Linked DNA regions of Homo sapiens: region 1 is linked to region 2. Evidence: chromatin contacts called from ENCODE Hi-C or POLR2A ChIA-PET data. All regions are on one chromosome and are shown on one strand. Each heading gives the region's core, a stretch centred on a gene start or an enhancer-like site at or near the end of the contact. The rest is flanking DNA. Distances are from core to core; before and after follow the strand shown.

Region 1 (3,088 bases), core at 58-2,557, 4.3 Mb after region 2:
TCTCCCCCCAATGGACACACCTACAGTTTCTTATCAAAATGTACAAGACTCAAAGCCCATTTAATTCAATTATGAATCTCACTCAACAAGCATCAAGCACATCAGGCGCCTCTCTACAGCGATATCCCCACAAGTTTCAGAGAAATGCCAGCAGGGACTCTGTAGTTATGATTCCTATCAAACGGCCCCCTAACCCGTATTTCTCCTGGACATACACATGCAGATTCATTAACCAAAACCTACCCAGCACCCCTCACATCGCGCGTACGTTGGCATTTTCAGTTTATAGGTGGGTCCTGGAACAGCTAAAACCAGGAAGCTCCGGGGTAATTAGAGGACTTGGGAGAAGTCATCTTGGGACAGGTGGAAGACCCAGAGAAATCAGGAATCAGAAAGAAGCTGTCCCTGGCCACCTCTGCTTCCCGTCCCATCCAAACTTCACCCACCCGGGTCTCAGAAGCCCAGAAGGGAGAGGCCATTTTAATGAGGCCTGGCTGAGAAATGAAGGGAGAAGAGGAAATCAGGGAAGGGCCCTGGGAAAGGAAGGCCGAACACTTTGCCACAATAGCACCCGAGTCGGGTGGCAGCACCTGGAGCCCGAAGAGGGAGGACCTGGACTTAAGGGCCCGGGAGAGGTGCAAAAGTAGCGGTGGCCTACCACGAGGGGGGCCGAGTGATCTAAACCGGGGAGCGCGGGCCCCTTACCCCCATGCGGGGAAAGGACCCCTTCTCGGGCCAACCGCGCCGACCCTCGCCCCTGGGTCAGGGGCTACTACCCAGAGATCCAGAAGGCGGGAGTTGGCTAGTGCCTGGTTCTCCTCATCCGGCCATGCGGCGCGGGGGCGTCCATCCTGAGGGGTCCGGGAACCAAGAGGGCACGGAGGGTGCCGGACGCGGCGCTCACCCGCGGGCCGCCTCCAAGCTCTTAATGAGCTTCTTGATCTTCCAGATCTCCACGTTCCTGTCGGCAGCACTGGGGTCGTCCGCCATCTTCTCGCCTCCTCCTCCCTAGAGCGGCCCGGCGGGGCCCGGAGACACCAAGACCACAGAGTTAGCGCCGCCGCTGGGGCAGAGCGGCCCCCTTCCTCGCCATCCCCCAGAGGCCCTCTCCTCCCGTCCGGTGCAGCTCGCCACAAAGGTCACCGGCCTTTCCCTCCCTGTGCCTTACCTAAGGGCCCAGTCCTGGGCGGCAGCGGCTGCTCCTCCCCGGCGGCGGCTCCGCGGCGGCGGCGGCTCTGACGTAGGACACCGGCTCCCTCTCTCCAGGCAGCTGCATGTGTTGCAATCCGCTCACATGGGGCCTGTGACATCACTTCCTCCGCCAGGGGCGGAGTGGAAGGCGGCAGGCGGAAGGGAGGGGGCCGGTGCGAGTGAGGAGAAGCTGGGCGTCCGCCGCGACTTCTCATTGGCTCTCTGCCCCGCAGCCTACAATGAGCCCGCCGATTGGCTGCAGCTGGGTCCGCGCCGCCTTGTGAGGTAAGGCTGGGGGGTGGGAGGTGCCACCTTTCTTCCGGCCCGGCAAGGCGAGAGGAGGAAGCGGGCGGAAGCCGGTGGCTCTCGCGAGTTTACTGAGAGCCCCCGTCAGGCTCGAATGGGGGTGGTTCTTAAAGAGAGAGGACCGGGGTCGTCGTCTTTTCAGTCCATTCTCCTTGAATAGGGTGGACATCTGAGGCTTTGCGACTCGAAGCTAGGCACTTGGGCCCGACGCGCGGTTTGAACGGTGCTTGAGAAGCCGCGAAGAAGCGCCTCGCGCTCAGCGGCTTCTTCGCTGACGAAGTGCTGCGGTCTGCGTGCGTCATGGCTGCACGGAATAGTGTGGAGGAGTCCTGGCCAGTAGGTCTGGATGAGGAACCTGCCTCCGGGCGGTCCGGGACCCTCACCTGCAGGGGCGAAAGAGGCCTGTTTTCTCTCGCCCCAGAGCTAGGACGGGCTCACTTTGGACTTAGAACTTTATGGGGTGGAAGACAGCGGGGGCTGCCTGAGCTTGGAGACCTGAGGTATCTGGTCCCATGTATGATTTGGCCTGAGCCGTTGAGAATGGGGGTGGAGAGAGTTGAAACAAAATGGGCATCCACATACGGTTAGAACTTTATCTTTTTGAGTTAGGATTTTTAGGTGGCTACTTTGTCCCCCCTCACCTCGTCTGGGTTCAAATATTGAGCCCAGACCGTGTGCTGGACCCTGTTTTCCTGGGGATACAGAGGTGAACCAAACAGATGACAGTACTTACCCTTATGGAGCTTATAGTCGATTGGGTTTTTAAGTTTGTGATTTTATACTTTTTGTAATAAAATAATTACACAAATGCTTAAGTACTTCAGGGTGCTCTGAGAGTGTATGGCGGGGACCCAGCTCTGAAATGAGACCCAAAGGATGATTAAGAGTTTGTCAGGAGGAAACAGAATACAGTTGAGAACTACAGAAACGCCAGTGTGCTGGCACAAGGTCAGGGACGGGGAGAGTGGTTTGAGGGAGCAGCAGGGGAAGAGGTCATGTAGGGTCTTTTAAGCCAGATTCAGAAGTTTGGTTTCTTTCAAGAACAGTGGGTAGTTTAAAGGGTTTAGAGCCCTGGTGTGGACTGGAGAGAGTACAGGAGAAGCCCAGAGACCATTTTGGCTGCTTCATTATCATGTGAGAGATGATTTTCGCTTACATTAGGGTGGTGACAGTGCAGATAGAAGTGAATGAAGGGCCTGGTGCAGTGGCCCACGGCTGTAATCCCAGCACTTTGGGAGGCCAAAGGGGAGGATCGCTTGAGCCCAGGAGTTTGCGAGCAGCCTGGGCAACATGGCAAGATTCCGTCTCTACAAAATTACAAAATATTAGCCTGGTGTGGTGGCCCGCGCCTGTAGTCCCAGCTGCTTGGGAGGCTGAGGTGGGAGAAACCCTTGAGCCGAGGAATTCGAGGCTGCAGTGAGCTGAGATCACACCACTACACTCCAGCCTGGGTGACAGAGCGAGACCTTGTCTCGAGGAAAAAAAAAAAGTGAATAGGACTGGATGATGGATTGGTTGAGGAAAACCAAGAATGGTTCCCAGAGTACTGAAGTGGTGACATTTACTGAGGTGGGAAAGGTGAGGAGTAGGT
Region 2 (3,249 bases), core at 319-2,818:
GGAATACAATCTCAGTCGACAGTTATTATCACTACTACTACTTGCAGCCACAAAATACTATCAAGTAATTTTTGCAACAAAGATACAAAATTTACCGCTCTTCCATTTTATGTTGTTCATTTTAAAAATAAACGGCAAAATGCCAAGTGTGTTAAGCTTAGAGAAGGCTTTGAGTCAGCATATAAATCATATTCAACCGACACTTGATTTCCAATCCAAAAGCTCCTTATGTAGTATGACTCACCAAATTCCCGATTTCTTCCAACTATGAAAAATAAGTTACACTCCTCCCTTATAGCTACCACCATGACCTTCGTAAAAATTAGGTTAAGAGAATAATTTAAAAATTCTTAAAGACACCCCTTACCTTGATTTCTGGAGAAGATCGCTTGGTGAGTTTAATACAAACCACCAAGGGGTACTAAAGCTGTGTGACCTTTAGGTATGTTCTGGGATACGGCCTAACAAGACTGCCTTTGGGGGATCCTCTGGGCAGCTCTGGACCTAACTAGGCCTGGGTACCAGCGGCAAGACTCTTACTCAGCCCACCGGAGAGGCCCAGGCTCCATTCCCAAGCCGCAGAATCCAAGCCAGCTCACCCTCAAAACCGTCCCTGACGATGACCCACAGGGTCTCCGCTCCCCCTGCCACCTCGTCTGGCGCCAAGGCCGGCTGACTCAAAAGCCCAGGAGTCGAGTGAACGGCGCCATTTTAGGCGGCGGCGGCAACCAATCCCTGCGCGGGAGGCAGGGGGCGCCGGGTCGTTAGGAAGCCGCCGCCGGCCAGGATGGGCGCCGGTCTCGGAGACTCGGGGGGCCCGGACCGGCGGCCTCCGCCATGTTGCACCCTCCTCACGGCCGCCTTTTCCTCGGCGGGCTCGGCCCCGCGGCGGCTGTCCGCAGCCGTACTACAGCTCACCTTCTCGCAGAGGCTCTTGACCTGGGACTCGGACAGCTGCTTGCACTCGTTCAGCTGCTCGATCCACTGGTCCAGCTCCTTGGTGAACACCTTCTCGTCCATGATGCCACCCGCCCCAGCCGGCTGCCGCTCCGCGCTGCTCCCGCGCCGCCGCCCGCACACGGGCCTACACGCACACGCCGCCGCCGGTTCCTCGTGTACTTCTGGCGGCTGTTGAGGCTGGCGCTGGCCCGCTGGCTCTCACCGCAGTACTCGGCCGTCGGCCGCTGCGCCTCCTCCTCCGCTCGCTGAGGCTCCAGAGCTCGGCTCTCTGTAATGGCGGCCGCCGGGCGTGGTGACGTCACGCCCGGCGTCAGGAGGCGGCGGGGAGCGGAGGGGAAAAGGGCCGGGGAGCAAGCTGCGCAACTGCAGAGCCCTCCCCGGGCGGCCGCACGACCGGAGTTGGGGCGCAAACTGGGGGTCAAAGCGCAGGCGCGACGTAGCCGGCTGGTAACTGAAGCGCCTTGACTTTTTGGGCGTGGCTCCCGGAGGGCGGGGTGGTGGGGGAAGGGAAGGATGGAGCTGGAGCATGCGCAGTGCGCACAGCGGCGAACCGGACTAATCCCTGAGCACTATTCCAGGAGAGGCGAGGGCTTGGGCCGCGCGCAGGCGCAGACCGGATGGAAGCCGGGGCCACTGGCAGCCTGTAACTGGTTCCCCTGGGAAGGCCGCTCTGGTGATGAACTCAGCTCCTCACCTGGGGCCTGGCAGTCCGATCACGGAAACGAGAATTGCGACCCCGTGGCTCATCTGGGGTGCTGCGGCTCTGTAATCGTGTGGGTTTCCGTCATCTTTGGGGGCAGGAACGGGCAGCGAGTGGCCGCTTGGATTAACCACCCCCACCTCTGGGCGCGGCTGGCACCTTGTAATTAGGTCACTCGTAGGTGGAGGAGCGTGTACCTACCGGGGGAGTGCTGCGCAGTGCACCTGACTTCCGCGGCACACACCCGTCCCCGGACCTAGGTGTCTCGTCGGGCGCGATGGCGGGGGCGAGGCTTGGGCTTTTCTTTGGGCCTCGGACCGCGGCTCGCTTCCACGCGCCCCGCTCCTCGCCGGTGGTTGCTTTCCTCCAAGTTTAATTCTCTCTGGGAATGAGAGACCCTCAACCCCTGCGCGCCCTGGCCTACTTTCAAGAGGGGAAGCCCAGAGAAGATGGATGCACCTGTCCTGACCGCGTCTCGGTGGCGTGAGAAGCAGCTGTGATACGTGCTTAAAAGAGAGAGCTCGTATACCCTAGGATTGGACCTCTGTCTGGTTATGAATCGCTTTGGAGTTTGCGAAACGTTTTCACATTCCATTGTCCCTGCTTTTACATAAATATCTGGTTCCATAGAGCGCCAGCTATATGCCAGATCCGGAGGGGTCATCCAGACGGACCAGGGACCATGCCCTGGAGCTTGTATTCTCCCAACAGTACTGGCTGAAGATGGTTTGGGATAGGCAGAAGAGAGATCATAATGCCCCCAGGATTTGAAAGATATAGAAGCTTTCCAAAGAACATTTAACCATAAAGGGCAAGGCAAGAGCTGAACCTGATCGCCTGTCTTCCAGGAACCCCACCCTCAGTATCAGGCAACCCTTCCACACCCAAGTGCTCAGCGATGCTTGGGAGGAGACTGCTCACTCTGCGGCTCTGAGGGCATCATCCCCACCAACAGGCTGAAGAAGGCACTGGAGGCCCCATCAGCCAATAGCAGGACTGAAAATCCTCCTTTATCCAAGACAACGTGTTTGGCAAGGCCGACTGGCTTGGCCTCCCTAGGCTGGAAATTGCAATTCTGCTTTCCCTTCACACCTCCCATTAGTGTGCACAAAAGAAAGTACCTTAAATCTACTCTTCTAGAAGTCTTATCACATACTTAATTTACCAGACTGGGAAAAAGACCCTTTAGCCCAAATTCTGTCCCTGTTTTGCAGTTAACATCCCCAAACAATAGAAGGGTAAGAGTTAAGACCAAGTGGAATGAATAAGGAAAAAATCATCACTTAGTGCCCGTGATTATAAAGCCATACCCAGTGTGCTGTCTAATCTTATTCTTTACCGTTGCCATGAACCTGTGTGAGAACTGTCTGATGGGGCAAGAAGCAGACAGGCACTCAGAAAAGAGAAGGGACTTGCCTAAGATAGTGGTCAGGATTTAAAACTGCACACTCCCAAGTACAAAGTCTCAGCCACAGTCATGCAGTTGACCTTCCAAGGTCTGACATATGGAACAGAATCAACATTATTTCTCTTTGCCTAGATTCTCTCTCTTTTTTTTTTTTTTTTTTTTTTTTTTTTGAGCCAGAGTC

The links. Hi-C counts contacts between places; a loop is a spot of excess contacts on that map. ChIA-PET counts read pairs that join two places held with the same protein, here RNA polymerase II (POLR2A). Pooled maps may share reads with other maps.
Region 1: a map of CD8-positive, alpha-beta T cell shows a loop between it and region 2 (23-fold over the local background). The contact joins the promoter of ETF1 here to the promoter of PPP2CA-DT in region 2. A Hi-C loop is called at or near these places in 1 of 168 maps with a recorded cell type or tissue (CD8-positive, alpha-beta T cell), 1 of 37 single-sample maps with no recorded cell type and 9 of 50 pooled maps. POLR2A ChIA-PET finds 5 or more read pairs at or near these places in 1 of 52 experiments (CD8-positive, alpha-beta memory T cell).

Annotation. Positions count from the first base shown.
Region 1 is chr5:138,541,929-138,545,016 of GRCh38, forward strand. ETF1 (eukaryotic translation termination factor 1) reads right to left here and starts at 1,308. Exons shown (of 11, transcript NM_004730.4): 1 at 1,169-1,308; 2 at 905-1,008. The coding sequence starts at 990. RefSeq lists enhancers at 819-2,018, 960-1,749, 1,469-1,868, 1,750-2,539 and a silencer at 1,129-1,178.
Region 2 is chr5:134,224,842-134,228,090 of GRCh38, forward strand. PPP2CA-DT (PPP2CA divergent transcript) reads left to right here and starts at 1,569. Exons shown (of 1, transcript NR_186539.1): 1 at 1,569-3,249. PPP2CA (protein phosphatase 2 catalytic subunit alpha) reads right to left here and starts at 1,232. Exons shown (of 7, transcript NM_002715.4): 1 at 919-1,232. The coding sequence starts at 1,020. It overlaps MIR3661 (microRNA 3661), which reads left to right and starts at 916; the gene lies at 916-1,011. RefSeq lists enhancers at 522-631, 971-1,490, 1,491-2,012, 2,012-2,171, 2,013-2,532.